Linked DNA regions of Homo sapiens: region 2 is linked to region 1. Evidence: read pairs that join two places in POLR2A ChIA-PET (ENCODE). Cell type or tissue: PC-9. All regions are shown on one strand.

Region 1 (8,000 bases):
GCAGTCCTGGCACTCACCACCTGAGGTTGGACCTCCAACAAGAGCTGCCCTGGTGCCCTGGCCCTTCCCTGTCTCCCCACGGACAAAAACTCAGAGAGATTAGTGCAGGCAGAGGACAGGTGCTGGAAATACCAGGCTGGGAAGGGGTAAGGACAGGCTACCTCCCCTCTCTGAGCCTCTCCTCACCAACAGAACGGCAACCCTGGCCACCTGTTGTAGGGAGTTGTGAGATGTAAAACAAAATGGATGTAGACAGCCGATTGTAGACGTAAAGCAAAATGGGTGTAGACAGCTAATTGACTCAACCATACTCTGGGCATGTATTTACTCAATGCTACAATGGGCTGAGTCATGCTCGAGGTGCTGGAGAGATTTCTGCCAAGAAAAGAGAGAAAAACCCCTGTCCTCCCACATCTGACGCTTTCTTGGGGTAAGAAGAAGAAGAATTCAAATAAATAGGTAAAATACCTAAGACGTTAGTGTTGCAGAGAAAAATGCCAGGTGGGAGGTGGGGAGGATGTGGAGGGCATGGTTTTAGATGTGGTGGACAGAGAGGGCCCCACTACAAAGGAAAGGGGAGAAGAAGCCACGGGAGTGTGAGGGGAAGAGTGTTTTGATGCGGGTTGAATTGTGTCCTCATGAAGACGTGAGTCCTAACCCCGGACCTATGAATGTGACCTCGTTTGGAAATAGAGTCTTTGTAGATGTTGTTAGGTTTAGATGACTTCACACTGGATTAGGGAGGACCCTAAATCCAATGGCTGAACCCTTATAAGAAGAAGACAACACAGAGACACACAGACACACACAAGGAAGAAGGCCACGTGATGACTGAGGCGGGGTCAAGGTCATGCAGCTACAAGCCAAGGAAGGCCAAGGATTGCCAACAGATATGCTAGCAGAGAGGCACAGAACCTTCTCCCTCAGAGTCTCAGAGGGAACCAATCCTGCCACCTTTATTTTTGGACTTCCAGCTCCTGAGCTATAAGAGCATAAATTTCTGCTATTTTAAGCCACTCAGTGTGTTATGGAAGCCTTAGAAAACTAACACAGGGGCCAGGTGCAGTGGCTCACGCCTGTAATCCCAGCACTTAGGCCAAGGCAGGAGGATCGCTTGAACCCAGGAGTTGGAGACCAGCCTGGGCAACATGGTGAAACCACGTCTATAAAAAAATACAGAAATTAGCTGGGTATGGTGGTGCACACCTGTAGTCTCAGCTACTTGGGAGGCTGAGATGGGAGGATTGCAAGAGACCAGGAGGTCGAGGCTGCAGTGAGCTGTGACACTACACTCCAGCCTGGGTGACAGAGTGAGACCCTGTCTCAAAAAAAAATAATAATAATAATTCCAGGGCTCCAGGGAGGGGGATAGCAAGTGCCAAGGCCCTGAGGTGGGAGCATCTCCAGCACATTTGAGGAAAATACAGTCAGCTGGCAGAGCAGAAGCAGGATGAACACGGGCTGTGAGTGGTGAGGGTGGACACTGGGGATGTCAGACAGGCTTTGGGGCCAGATCACATAGGGCCACCCTTGTGGCAAGCCCTTGATAAGAGGGAGCTCTTCCACTTTGGACAAGGGTCCCAGTTGGAATGTGCTGTAGTGAGTGGGTGTGGTTGGCCCCCATGATCTCTGTTCCTGGGGTTACACCTTTGAATATGTTATATTAAATAGCAAAAGGAAATTAGGGTTACCGATGGAGTTAAGGTTGCTAATCAGTTGACCTTAAAATAGAGAGATGGTCCTGGATTATCTTGGTGGGCCCAGGGTCATGACATAGGCCCCTAAAAGTAGAAGAGGGAGGCAAGGGAGTGAGTCAGGGAGACAGACAGCCAAAGAGGCAGGCAGAGGGGAGATCCAAACATGGAGTCCACCTGCTGCTGCTGGCCTTGAAGATGGAGGAAGGTGGCCTCAAGCCAAGGAATGAGGGCAGCTCCTGATATGGCCCTCAAGTGACAGCTAGCAAGGAAATGGGGCCTCCGTCTTACAATTGCAAGGGACTGAATTCTGCAGATAACCTGAATGAGCGAGGAAACCGAGCCCCCCTAGAGCCCCAGGAGCCTGCTGACACCTTGATTTCAGCCTGGTGAGACCCGTTTCAGATGTGTGACCTATACAACTGTACAGAAATAAATGTGTGTTGTTTTAACCTGCTAATTTTGTGATCGTGTGTCATGGCAGCCATAGAAAACGAATACAGTGGATAAAGAGGTGGGGTGTGCAGAGAGGAAGAGATCCAGAGGAGAGGGAGCGACCAGGCAGGAGCAGCCTGCTGGAAGCCACCACCACAGGGTCACAGCTCCCCAGACACACCCCAGCCACCCCACTCAGGGCTCAGCACTGCCTTCAGGCCCCTTGTTGCCCATGTTGTGACAAAGCCTGCCTAGGGTTGTTGTTTTTTTTTTTTTTTTTGAGATGGAGTTTCACTCTTGTCACCCCAGCTGGAGTGCAATGGTGCCATCTCAGCTCACTGCAACCTCCACCTCCTGGGTTCAAGTGATTCTTCTCAAGCCTGTGTAGGATGTCTCCAGGGCTCAGCCTCTAGGTCCTCAGGTCTAGAGCAAACCCAGTGGAGGTCCCTCCCATTCTTGACACCTCCCCTTAACCTCCTCTTCCCTAGGGCTGGTGACAATGGTCCTGGTGGAATAACTGTATCCCAAGCCAGCCAAAGCCACTACTGGACCTGCTGACCACTGAGGCTGAGTCTGGGCTCTGATTTCTTCCCAGAACAGGTCTACACCTGTTCTGTGTACATGCACACACACACATACATACACACACACACACACACACACACACACACACACACTCCAGTTTCCTCTCTCTGCTTGTTGCCACCTCCTCCCATCCACCCAAGTCCTCACAGCAAAGAGATCCTGCCCATTGACAGCTATCATGTATTGAACACTAATTCATATCAGGCACCACACTAAGTGTTCTACTCACATGGTCTCATTTAATCTTTCCTGTCATCCTATCAGGTGGACACTATTGGCTCAGAGAGGTTAGGATGAGTGCCTGTTAACACACAGCTGGTGAGTGCTAAATCCAGAATTAGAATGCACCAAAGCCCGGGCTCTAACCCTCACTACTCAAAATATGGTCCGTGGCCCAGTAGCATCAGCATCCTGTGGGACCACGTTAGAGCTGATCATCCTAGACCTGCCGAATCAGAACCTGCATGTTGACAAGTTCCCAGGTGACTTACCTACTGGTTTCAGTTTGAGAAGTGCTGGTCTAAACCACTGCTTTCCAAAGCCTGCTGGTTGCAGGTTCCTGTAACCAGCCCTCTCCCATCTCTCCAGGCCCTTCCCAGCTGCCTGGCTTTTGATCTCCAGGTGAGGCAGGTACTCTGCCCAGCCTTGGGGAAGAAGCCAGGACATGAGGCTCAAGGGAGTCTCCAGGCCCCTCCAGTCAGCCCAGACAACAGCTGGACAGCATCAGTCCACATCTGGCCCTCTGTAGGGCACCCTGCCTGCTGCCTGGGACACTCCTGGCCTCTCCCTCTGGTCTTCCTCCAGGACACAAGTCTCTCGGTCTCTGCCTGCTCTCCTAAAGAGGGCCTCTGGCCATCACCAATCCCTGCAGTGTTCCCCTCCCCAGACATTTCCCTCCCCAACTCCTAGAATGCCCCCTGTGTCATGTCACCACCTCTATCTGGACACACAGGGCTTGTCCAAGTTGCTATCAGGAGAGAGGCCAGCAACTGCTTGAGAAACCTGGCCAAGGTCACAGGAAATGTCTGACACCACCAGGCAAGCAGGATTTGGCCTCCTAAAGCAAAACACAGCTGGGCCAGCAGCTGGGCCAACAGTAGGGCACTCCCAGATTTCATGGCATTGAGGCCCCAGGGCACAGAGAGACTAGGCTGGCCTGGAGGCTGCAGCTCATTAAGAACATCACAGTAGCCCCTGGCCAGGGAGCCTGTGAAAGTCAAAGAGGACAGCCCTGCTGTGGGCCAGAGACCTCACCCAGGACCTTGGCCCTCCACTGCCTGTCACACACAGGAAACCTTCACTGGGGGATAGAAGGCTCACACTGCCCATCCTCCTGGCCTTGCAGCCTCCCCTCTCCCCATCACCTAGCCTCATTTATTTATCCATTTAACTTACACTGATTGAGCACAGAAGTGTGCCAGGCATGGTGTTAGGTACCAGGGACACAATTTTGAATGAGCAGAACACAGTCCCTGTGAGCTCCCGGGTAGCTCCTGGTCCAGTGAGCAAATGGACAGATCATCTGAAGGCAGGGTGAAAAGTGCTGCGCTAGGGAAAAATGGAGAACCCACCATGGGAACCGGCAGGGGCCTCACCTCCTCCTGCCCTCTGAGCAACACATGGGGTGGTGCCCTTGGCTGCAGGTACAGCTGAGGGTTCAGCGCCAAGTAGGCCCTTTTGTTAGGCTAACTGTAGTTTGGACCCAGTGTCAGAGCAAATATGGACTGAGCATTTTTGATGGGCCAGGCACTATGCAGGGGGGCTGTAGAGAAATCCAGAGCACAGGCCACTGGGTCTACAAGCAGCTGGGGGTGCAGGGCGCAGATGCATGCCAGAGAGTAAGTGCTGCAGGGGCCAGAGAGCCTAGTGAATGTGATTCACCTTGAAGAATGGGGAGGAGTCAGACTGGTGGGAAGATGCAGCAGGGGACTTCAAACGGCTCTGACTCAAGATTCAAGAGTGTGAGAGGCAGAGTGACTTGCCCAGCAACCCCTGCTCCTAGCACACACCTACATGGGATCAGTGCATCATAAATAAATGAATCCCACAAGCCAAAAGAGATGGGGGAAGCTCTGCTGGAAGGACTCTGTGCCCACCCCTGCCCTGGCTGGCCCTTGAACTGGCACCTCTAGTATTCCTCCAGGTGCCTTACACCAGGCTTACCACCTAGGACCCTCAGCCAGGACCGATCAGAACAAGGCACCGGCACTGCCCACCTGCTCACTGCCAATCCCAGGCCCTCATTGTTATCCACCTGGGACCCTTAGCTCTGCTCCTTGTTTCTGCTGCAGCACCCCTGGGCCTTGGCTGCAGGGTTTGGCTCTTTTGCTCTTGACCTTGGAGTTCCCTAGGCCCTTGACCTGAGTCCATCCTTTCTTTCTTCCTGCTCCTAGCTGCCCTTGGAAAACATCTGCTTGGGTGACCAGGGCCCCGGAACCCAGCTCACCAAGATCCTGGTCCGCCTGACCTCACCCACTCTCAGAGTTCCTGGACACCCTCAACCTCCTTTCTTTGCTCTCCCTCCAACTCAGCCAGTCTCTCCTAACCTTTCCTGCTGGAACCTAACCTCAAGGTCGGCCTCCTCTCCCTGGTTCTCCTGGGCTCTGAAAGAGCAAATCCTCTTTCCCTTTAGTTCAGCAAGGCAAGGTTGCAACATTTCAGAAAGAACTTCTTAAGCAGAAAGCGAATGGAAAAACTAACCTGAAAAACGAAAAGGAAAACACAGTCCCCTAGAAATGGACTCGTTTATAAAGTTCAGATTTCCTGTCCTGAGCTAGAAAAAGTCTAGCCAGATGGGCTGGCAAGCAGGCCAGGGAATCCTGCCCATGAACACTCCCCTTGTTCACTTTTCTTTCTACTCCCTTCTCCCACATGCTCCTTCTTCTCCCCTCTAAGGAGAGAGGCTGAAGCTGGGTGCCGAGGAAACCGAAGGGTCTTCTTCTGGCAGAGGAGTCCTTCCTACATCACAGGGACCACAGGCAGAGGAGGAGGAGGTCAGGATGGGGTGTGGGAGAACAAGTATAAAGAGCTTCCATATGTGCCAGGCACTGTTCTAAGCACTTTCTTTATATTGACTAATTTAATCTTTACGACAATTCATAGCACAGGTATTATCATTGTCCCACCTTACTGATGCAGAATCCGAGGCACAGAGAGGTAAGTGACTCGCCTGGGGTGGCCCACCTGGGAAATGGCAAAGCCAGGCTGTGAACCAAGAAGCCGTGGTCCCAGGTACACGCCCTCCTCAGCTTTCTTTCAGGCACTCGAGGGCAAAGACTTCGCTTCCCTCCTCCTCTTCCCACCCCAGGCTGGCAAAGCCCATGCCAGCCCCAACACCTACTCTCCTGCTCATATCTCTGGCCATGCCAGGGAAAGCCAAGGAGGGTGGGGAGGAGAGAAGGGAGGACTCTGCGGCCTTCTCCACCAGCCTTCACCAAACGGTCCAAAGGAAGAAGCCCCTCCAAAAAGAGACTGAGCCCCAGACCCCAAGCCCCATGGAGAAGGGGACTTACCCAGCTGGTGGCGACTGTGGTGCGGGCGGCGACTGTGGTGCTGGCGGCTGTGCTCTGGCCAAGGTGCCCTCTCCAGCCGCACTGCTCCTGCGCAGGTTGGGTGAACGCTCGGCCCAGCGTCGAGGTGCCAGCCTGGAGTTCTGGGGGTCAAATTCCTCATCGGGAATGACCTCCTCGCAGCGGGCTCCACGGAAACCAGAGCGGCAGACACAGAGCTGCGGGCGGCTGCAGGAGCCCCGGTTCTGGCACGGCGGCTCGCAAACGGCTGAGGACACAGGGAGAGAGGTGACAGCAGTGGCCATAGGGCACTGAGACCACAGCTGCCCACACCTTCCTGTCAGAAGGGCCCTCCTGAGTGCTGCAACCCTGTCGCTCAAGCAGGAAGCCACTCTCCTGGCCTCAGGGGGCTCCCTGACCCATGTCTCTCCCACCTCCATCCACAGACCCCCAGGACTTGTTCACCTCTGATCTCTGGACAACCAAAGACTATATGGCCAGCTGCAGAGTGGCTCACACCACCACGTCCCACAGCACACCCTGAAGAGGAAGTGCACTGCCTGACACTGTGTCTATACTGAAATGTTCACTCCCACCAGACTGGAAGCCCCCTGAGGACAGACAGCGGCCCCGGAACTTTGACTAGGGATTGCCACAGAGTAGATTCTCAGTAAACATGGAGCGAATGGATGAATGAATCAGTCTCTTTTGCGGGAAAGGGCCCAACACTGGCCTGAAATTCAAGCGGTTTGAGTTGCTGGGGTTTTCCTGTCACTTGTGAGCTGCATGGTCTTGACTTCACTGAGCCTCTATTTGCGCCTAAATCACGGGAGGGGTGAACTAAGGAGGCTGGAGGACTCTAAGGGTCCTTCAAAGGCACCTTCAGCTTGACGGTCTCTCCTCTCCTTCCCATTGTTCTCCATCTCCCACCCTCCTTAGCAAGGCAGAACTCTCGACTGCGGCCAGAGAAAGCACGGTGGCCAGAATATAGCTGCCGGCACCACAGCCGCTGCCGGCCAGGTAAGTGCCCCGCTCTGTGGGGCCTCTGTTCAGGCTCAGGCTCTCTCTGGATTCTGCCTCCTGGGCTGTGGGTCCAGCCGGAGGCAAGGTGGAGCTGAAACCAGGCCCTCCTCCCGGTTAGCCCTATGCAGCATTAGCCACCAGCTCCCCAGGCTGACTCCTCTCTTCACTGTCCTTCACCCCCTTGCAAAGTCCAGAGCCACATCCCATGATTAATGGCCAAGGGAACATTCCACGCAGAGGCACACACTGGGATATGGAGTCCGGCCCCTCCCCCACCAGGACCTCCACTGGGGAACACATGTGAGCCCCGGAAGCATGGTCTGGCTCACACCGCACCCTCGAAACCCAATGCCTCATCCATCTGTCGCTCATTCATTCAACAAATAGCTGTTGAGCCCTAGTGAATGTCAGGCACTGGGACAAAGTCCTTGTCCATCTGGGGCTTGCGGTCGAGTAAAGGACACCAACAGGAAGCAAGAAAACAATAGCATGATGTGGCCTCAGGCAGTTTCAAGGGCTGTGAAGACAACCCAGGTGATGCAGGGGTCCAGGCCGAACCAGGAGACTCAGATGGGGCGGCCAGGGCACCTCTCTGAAGAGAGAGATGGGAGCGTGCAAAGGAAGCGAACCCCCAAAGACCTGGGCAGTTTCCCAAGCAGAGGACGAGGCGAAGACCAGGCTGTGGAGGCTGGAAGGAACGTGGCATACTCGAGAAGCCGCCAGAGACCCAGGAAGGCCAGGGTCTGGTGGCGGA
Region 2 (8,000 bases), 190 kb before region 1:
ACTCATCTTAGCCAGACAAAATGTAGGCAGATTTTGGATGAAAACATAGGGCATAGTCAAAACAAATTTTTCAAGTTTGTTTTTAGCCAAAATAAATTTTATGGTCTTATCACAGATTTGGGAAAAGCTTGTAAAAATAGCTCACAGCATTTATGGGTGAATGGATAAACAAATAGTGGTCTATCCAGACAATGGAATATTGTTCAGCCATAAAAAGAAATGAAGTGCTGATGCATGCTGTAATGCGGACGAACCTCAGAAACATTATGCAAAGGGAAAGAAGCCAGACATAAAAGGCCATGTATTGTATTTTTTCATTTATATGAAATATTCATAATAGGTAAATCCATAGAGACAGGACTCAGATTGGTGGTTTCCAAGGGCTTGGGCATGCGTGGGGATGGGGAGCACCTGCCTGCTGAGTGCAGGTTTCCTTTTGGGGTAACGACAGTGTTTTGAAACTAGATGGAGGTGGTGGTTGCACTACACTGTATATGAAATAAACACCACGGCATTATTCATTTTATGTTATGAGAATTTTACTTCAATTAAAAAAAATAGTTCATGGACCCCTTGCCCCCATTCTTCTTTTGATCACTCTTAGGGATCCTGATTAAGACCCCAGTTAGAAAGCACCAATCCTTTCACATTATGAGTGGGAGGCCAAAGCCCTGGGAGGTTGATGGAGGGCTCTGCAGGGGGTCACAGAGCTGGTTCCAGCTGGGTCTCATTCATTGAAGAGATCTTTACTGGGAACCCATGTGCCCATCCCTGTTCTAAGCCCCAAGGAGTCAGCCATGACTAAGACCTAGGAGTCTCTTTCTCGTGGAGTTTGCATTCCAAACAGGGGAAGGCTGACCAACAGACCGGTAAGCAAATGTCAGGAAGGAAGGGAGCTATGAAGAAAAATGAAACAGGTCAGGGGATAGGAGCAGGGTGGTTACTTAAGGCAGGCCTGTCTGGGATGGCCTGGAGGAGGTGATGTTGGAGTGAGCAATGCAGATATGGCAGACACTGGGAGAAGGCTGTTTCTGGAGGAAGGACCAGGACCGGCCAGTGCAAAAGCCCAGGCAGGGGCATGCTTGGTGTGCACAAGGACCAGCATAGAGGCCATCCCCACTGGCCTCACTTCTGCAGAAAAGAGATGCTTTCTGCTGTGGAGAACATAGTAGACTGTTTTATGCTTACCAGATGCTCAGTCAGTATTTAATTGATGCTTAATCATGGAAGGAAGTTGGGAGTCTGGGCAGAGCCTGGGCAGGGGCCGGAGCTGGCTGGTGGAAAGGGAGAGGGCAGCTCCCCATCCTACTCGGCCTGGCCCCTGGCTGGGGAGCTCTGAGGCATCCCAGGTAGACTCCTGGGAGCAGGGGCGAGGGAGGCAGGGAGTGTTCAAGTAGCACCAGGTCCAGCAGCTCTGCCAGGATGAGGATCCTTAATTGGCTTCTTGGAGTGTGGAATCCTCCACATCCCGCCCCTGGGAGATGGTGCAGCTGGAGAAGGCTGCTCATCACCCCTCTACCTGCAGGCTGTGGGAGTGTGAAAAGAGTGGATTTGGAGCCTGTAGGGGGCCTGGAGGGGGCTTTGAGTTAAGGGGGCCAGCTGTGTTGGGCAGAGGGCTGGTGAGTAATGAGATGTTTCCCTGCTCACATAACCAGACACAGCTCCTGCCCAGGTTGAGGTAAAGAAGAAAGTGAAGAATTATTTCAGGTAGGAGTGGAAGCTGGTCCCTGCACCTGAGTTTTTCTGCCATTTTCAGACTCTTCCTTACTGGAAGATGGGGTTTGAGGAGCAGAGGGTTAATCTGGAGACTGAAGACCTCGTAATGAATTCTAAGGCGCCCCACTTCCTTGCTAGTTGGGCAATTTAACTTACCTCTCCGAGCCTCAGTTTTATGGTCTATAAAATGTGGGCTAATTCAAAAAAGAATAAGCACAGTAGCTGGCATATGGTGGCACTTTGGAATCCAAGTCTAAAACTCTGAAGTCTCCTTTCATTGCCTGCTCGTGGTTTATCCAATGTAAGCAGGCAGCTATCCACAGGAAACCTCTGGCTCCAGCACATCCCTCCAGCTATCCTGAGCAACACACAGTTCCCCTGCATGGGCAGGGTGGCAAATGGCCTGTCTCCTGGGCAGAGGCCTGCACAGTGGGAAGGGTATGGCAGCCAGGACCTGCACTCATGCCACTGACACACATCTCTAGCTGGATACTGGCTGTCATCCCCAACTCAGGGACCAACCCCCTCCCCAGGTCCTGGTGGTCCTGTTTCCCAGGATCCCTGCTCCCTCTCTAGGTGTCTGTTCTGGGTCCCTATGGGATGTGGGTTCCTATGGCTCTGTCCTCTTCGTAGAAAACCAAAGGCTATTTCTGGTCATCACCATCCACTGGCTGGCTTCACGAGTGCTAGGCAGTTTTGCTGGCCTTCTTTAGGTTGCAGGGAGCGGCTATTCCTTAAAACACACATTCCTCTCTCCATGACCCTCACCCTGCCCAGTGTCATTTAGGAAGGGAATAGGAAAGAGGCAATGGGGGAAGTGAGGAGGGCAGAGAGAAACAGATCAGTGGCATCAGGCTTGAGGGTTGGGATGGGGTCATGACCAAGGTGCCTGAACTGTGGAGGAGGATGACCTGTGCTCAAATTCCCCTTGCTAGCTGGGTTTAGATTCCAACTTCCACCTATTCGCTGTGTGACAAAGGGCAAGTTACTTTACCTTTCTGGACCTCAGTTTCCTTATCCCTAAAGCAGGGATCTCAATAGAACCAGCCTCCTAGGGATATTCCAAGGGTTCACTGAGTAATATTTGTAAAGTGCTTAGAACAAGGTTTGGCACAGAGTAAATACTCTATATCTTTTTATTATGATGCTTCAATTTATGTAGTTGATTTTACGAGTCTTTGACAGTCCTTTTGTTTTTGTTTGCTTAAGCTGTCACCTACCTGGGCACAGGAGTTATAATGTGAGAAGTCAGACATTAGTCTGATACTCAGAGAAATAAACGCACAATTACAGCTGGAACCTGGGCTTTGAAGAAGGAGAACATGGGGCTCAAAGATGTTCAATCATGGGGATAGACCTGGCCAGGCTGGGGAGAAGAGGGCTTCCCAGAGGAAGTGCCTTTAGAACCAAGGCAGGAAGGATGAATAGGAGCTAATTAGTCCAAGAAGGAAAGGAAAAGTATTTCAGGCAGAAGAAGTTGCATATGCAAAGGCCCTGCAAGTGTGAAGGGCTGAAGGAAGGCAGACATGGTGAGGTGCAGGGAGCTTGGGTTGTGGTGTGAAGTGGCAGGGGCTCATAAGCAGGTTAGTTTGGTTTTTTATCTAAGAGAAATAGATGTCCTTTGAAAGCTTTAATCAAGGGAGGATGACTCGACCAAATTTGCCTTCAGGAAAATTCAATGTAGCTAAAAAGAGGCCAGGGAGGAGGCAGGGAGAACATTTCAGAGGGTTGCTTTTTTTTCCTCCCCGCATTAAAATCATCCTCGAAAAGAGACTGGGCAGATTTATAATAGCATTAGAATATTTAAAACATGTAATACATTTGTTTAACTTCAAACACATTTCAGCATTCTCAACATACAAAAAATAACAGAACATTACAAATCGTGTTTAAATACAGACGGTTCTTGAACTTTCATTGACGTGATGTCTCTTGCTTTGCTGATAATGAGGAGTTCTACAGTTTGTTTAAAAACAGTTTTCTGCTGGGCGTGGTGGCTCATGCCTATAATCCTAGCACTTTGAGAGGCCGAGGTGGGCAAAGTGGGTGGATCACTTGAGCCCAGGTGTTCGAGACCAGCCTGGGCAACATGACAAAACCCTGTCTCTACAAAAAAATACAAAAATTAGCCTGGCATGGTGGCAGGTGCCTGTAGTCCCAGCTACTCAGGAGGCTGAGGTGGGAGGATCACCTGAGTCCAGGGGGTTAAAGCTGCAGTGAGTCGAGGTCACGCCACTGCACTCCAGCCTGGGTAACAGAGTGAGACCCTGTTTCAAAAAAAAAAAAAAAAGTTTAAAAATTACCACACTTAACTAAAACAAACAAACTAAACCCCCCAAACACTTCTCATGCCGGCTGACCCTCTTTGTCCACAGCTAAGAATGGCAGCAGAATGCTCCGTCACTATATGCAGAAACAAGACAACTTGAAGCTAAATGGAAGCCCTGCAGAGTCAACAGGTCCAGATTCACAGTGCACGCCCTGAGCTACAGCCCCTCCAAAAGGCATCTTCCCCCAGAGCCTCAATGCCAAGCAAGGAGCCGTCAAGAGTCTGCCTTGGTTGTTTTGTTCTTTTTACAAACCGTACAGATATACAATTGATAACTCAGGATTTCTAGTCAATAACCAGATAGTTAACACCACCTTATTAAAAAAAAAAAAGCCAGAAACATCTTTAAATGCCTTGTCACTCCAATAGCAAAGCGCACAGAATGAGAACACAAGAGTGCCTTTTCATTTTAAAAATGTTTGGAAATATGTACAACTTTGATAGCATTTCAGAGTGCACCAGACACCACTGCCGCTTCATGTATACCACTGACAATTTCTAGAGCACTTTGAGAGGCTACAATATGATCATGATCAAATTTTGTAATTAAACCTGATAAGGGCAACAGACACTACTTCTCAAATAAGAGATGTGTCAATTACAGCGCTCCCCTACTCTAAGGCAGGGGTGTCCGATCTTTTGGCTTCCCCGGGCCACACTAGAAGAAGAATTGCCTTAGGCCACACATGAAATACACTAATAATAACGATAGCTGATGAGCTAAACACACGTGCGTGCACACACACACACACTGACACACACTTCATAATGTTTCAAGAAAGTTTACGAATTTGTGTTGGGCAGCATTCAAAGCTGTCCTGGGCTGTGTAGGCTACAGGTTGGACAAGCTTGCTCTAAGGTACTTACAAGGAAACAGATAAACTATGTTTAAAATTTCTTGCCAGGTGTGGTGGCTCACGCCTGTAATTCCAGCACTTCAGGACTTTGGGAGGCCGAGGTGGGGGGATCACTTGAGGTTGGGAATTCGAGACCAGCCTGGCCAACATGGCGAAACCCCGTCTCTACTGAAAATACAAAAATTAGCTGAGTGTGGTGGCATGCGCCTTTAGTCCTAGCTACTTGGGAGGCTGATGCATGAGAATCACTTGAATCTGGGAGGCAGAGGTTGCAGTGAGCAGAGATTGTGCCACTGTACTCCAGCCTGGGAGACAGAGCAAGATTCTGTCTCAAAACAAAACAAAACAAACACATAGCATAAAATTTACCATCTTACCCATTTTAAGTGTACGGTTCAGTACAATTAAGTACATGCATGTTGTTTTGCAACAGATCTCTAGAACTTTCTCAATTTGCAAAGCTGACACTCTATGCCCATTAAACAAATCCCAGTTTTTCCCTCCCCCAGCTCCTGGCAATCACCATTCTTCTTTCTCTTTCTAGGAATGTGACTACCCGAGGTACCTCACATAAATGGAATCATCCAGTATTTGTTCTTTGGAGACTGGCTTATTTCACTTAGCCTGATCTCCTTAAAGTTCATCCATGTTGCATCATGTGATAGGTCATTTAGGAGGTTTTGCAGGAGTCTGAGTAAGAGCTGATGGGGGCTTGGACTAGGGCTTGGAGATAGAGATAGCAGGAAATAGAGTCGGGGAGATTGGGGAGTGGTAGAGTCACAGGACTTGGTGAAGGATGGGAAAGTGCTCCTGTTTCTGGCCTTGGTCTTCAGAGGTGACTGTGGACAGGCCAGTGGTACCCAGACTTGTAGGCTCCTTTGGACAATGGGGGTTGGGGGTGACCCAGGGGCTAAGTTGGGTGCAGAGGAAACCAAGGAAGAACCTCTTCTCTATCCTCAGCCCACAGCCTGGGGGAGACCAGAGGAGGAGAGCAGTGAGCAGCTGCTCTGGCTTCTTTGTTCCCCTTGTTTATTCTTCCTACAGAGCACAGACCTTGCAGCACCAGAAGGGTGGTCTTTATGGCATCCCTGATGAAAGAGGGGAGGAGGTGGGTAAAGTTCTGTGCTGTGTCCCTTTGCAGATACCACCAGGCTGGGCACCCCACGGGCTCATACTGCTCTTTCTGGTCTCTTTGATCGTCCTCGGAATTGTAAAGTCCTTGCCACCTAGAGACTTCCTCCCTGCTCCCATCTACCCCAAGATGTGGATGATTTTCCCATTGAAGAGGAAATTAAAGTGGAAAGAACCTTGCCCCGACTCCCTCCAGCCTGGAGGCAAGTCACTTCTTTCCCAGTGATGTCAACAGTGAACAAGGGTCGAGTGTCTGTGGAAGGCAGTCCCCACGTCAGACCTGGGATGCCCTGAGCAAACACGAGCTCCACCCTCAGAAAAGCAGATGTCTAGATGTGGCCGTCATGTCGATATGAACAGGTGTAGCGGTGGTTCACGAAAGAGGGTGGCTAGTTCTACCTGGTGTTGGGGCTGGGGTGAGTTGACAGAAACAGCTGCCGAGAAAATGAGGTTTTCTTGAGACGTGTCTTGGAAAATTATTTTTATCAGTTTGGAGGAAAAGAATCTCAGGGTGTGGAGGCAGATACCAGAATTACAGGCAGGGGGAGCAGCCTAAACAAAGGCAGCGAGACGGGAAACAGGCCCTGCCTTCAGCTTGCTGCCAGCCGAGATCTGCCCAGAGACCAGCAGGGACCAGAGCTATCAGGACTTTGGCTATTATCTCTGGCTATGGAAGGGATGGGGCTGAGGGAGGTGACACACTTCTGGCAGGGAAGCCATTTAAATGGTGGTCAGCTGGAGATAATTTTAAAGAAATTCCATATAGCACTTACGAGACACTCAATTTTGCGGGAGCCATACAAGTGTTAATTCATGTAATATTCACAGTCATCTTAACGGGGTCAGTCACCATCACGATCCCCGTTTTCCAGATGAGAAAACACCAAGCAACATCTTACCCGAAGTTGCACAGAGGCTGGGGATGGGATTTGAACTGGGTGGTGGGCTCCCCTCTTCTCTGCTGTTAACCACTGGGCTGTGCTCTGGGCCAGCCAGCTCTGAGCGCAAGTGTTAGGGACAGGGCTGGCGGAGGTTAATGAGGGAAAATGGCCAGGAGTTGGCTTCAGGAAGGGAGGCAGTGGGTGAGGGTGGAGCCACAGCAGGCTCCCAGAGGACGAGGCACCATTCACTGATCTGTGGAACTGGGAAAGGCCTCGAGGTCCTCAGTCTTCCTGTCTGTGAAATGGGGACAAGAACACCAGCCTCAGTGGTAGAAAGAGTGGTGTGAAGGTCCTTTGTGCACCCAGGGTGCTCTGTCAACGTAGCCTGGCCCTGCTGCCTCACCCCAGCCCTGCCCACTGGTGCAAGCACACTCACTGTCCCCTTTGTCCCCTTCTGGCTGCCTCTGAGGGATCCTGCCCCCTGGGAGTTTCTTTCTCTGTCATTTCCTGGAGGAGCTAGAACTGGCTTTGAAACCTGCCTGGCTCTTTAGTGGGAGAGAGGTAAAAGCAGTTCAAGGGATGTGGGCTGGAAGTATTTGGAAATGCAGATGGGCCACACGAGCACCTTTTATTTTTGTTCAGAACATCTGAGTCTCCCCGTGGGGACTCCCCCGCCCAGAGTAGCTCCTCCCCCCATGGCAGAGAGGATGAGAGAGCACCCGGGGGCTGCCATGAGCTCAGGGCAGGCAAAAGCAAGGCTGTCGCTCTCCTGCCCCACCCCTACCAAGCCACCAAAAATAGAAGGGCCAAGGTGTCAGCCCCAGGGAGGGGCCAGCCGGGGAAGCCTTTGAAGCCGGAAACAGCCGGGGAAGGAAGGCTGAGAGAAGCAAGTTTGTTAATATTCACTGGGCAGCAGCGGCAGTTGTCCCTGGGTTTTCTGTTTCCAAGGCAAGCAGACATCACCAGCCTAGCTCAGCAACTCCAGGGCCTGTGAGGCAAGGCCTGGGCTTGGCTCGTGACTTGCTGTGTGACACTGGGCAACTGGCAACCCTTTCTGGGTCTCTGTTGTCTCATCTGTAGCATGAG

Evidence for each region. Peaks named below come from ENCODE experiments on the same cell type or tissue, not always from the same donor. Only the 100,000 strongest peaks of a DNase experiment are listed, where the experiment ranks them.
Region 2: POLR2A ChIA-PET joins it to region 1 with 21 read pairs; 2 of 35 experiments call an interaction of 5 or more read pairs at or near these places.

What each region holds. Positions count from the first base shown.
Region 1 is chr14:74,579,628-74,587,627 of GRCh38, forward strand. LTBP2 (latent transforming growth factor beta binding protein 2) reads right to left here. Exons shown (of 36, transcript NM_000428.3): 3 at 6,227-6,491. Among named protein-coding and RNA genes, the nearest start is that of LTBP2, 29 kb to the right of the region's middle. RefSeq lists a silencer at 3,608-3,800. In PC-9, no CTCF peak of the experiment used is centred here; DNase peaks (open chromatin) are centred at 364, 3,814 and 4,624; H3K27ac peaks cover 5,534 bases.
Region 2 is chr14:74,393,910-74,401,909 of GRCh38, forward strand. No RefSeq gene overlaps it. Among named protein-coding and RNA genes, the nearest start is that of SYNDIG1L, 28 kb to the right of the region's middle. RefSeq lists enhancers at 1,279-1,779, 7,643-8,000, 7,770-8,000. In PC-9, no CTCF peak of the experiment used is centred here; DNase peaks (open chromatin) are centred at 875, 7,602 and 7,722; H3K4me3 peaks cover 725 bases; H3K27ac peaks cover 1,258 bases.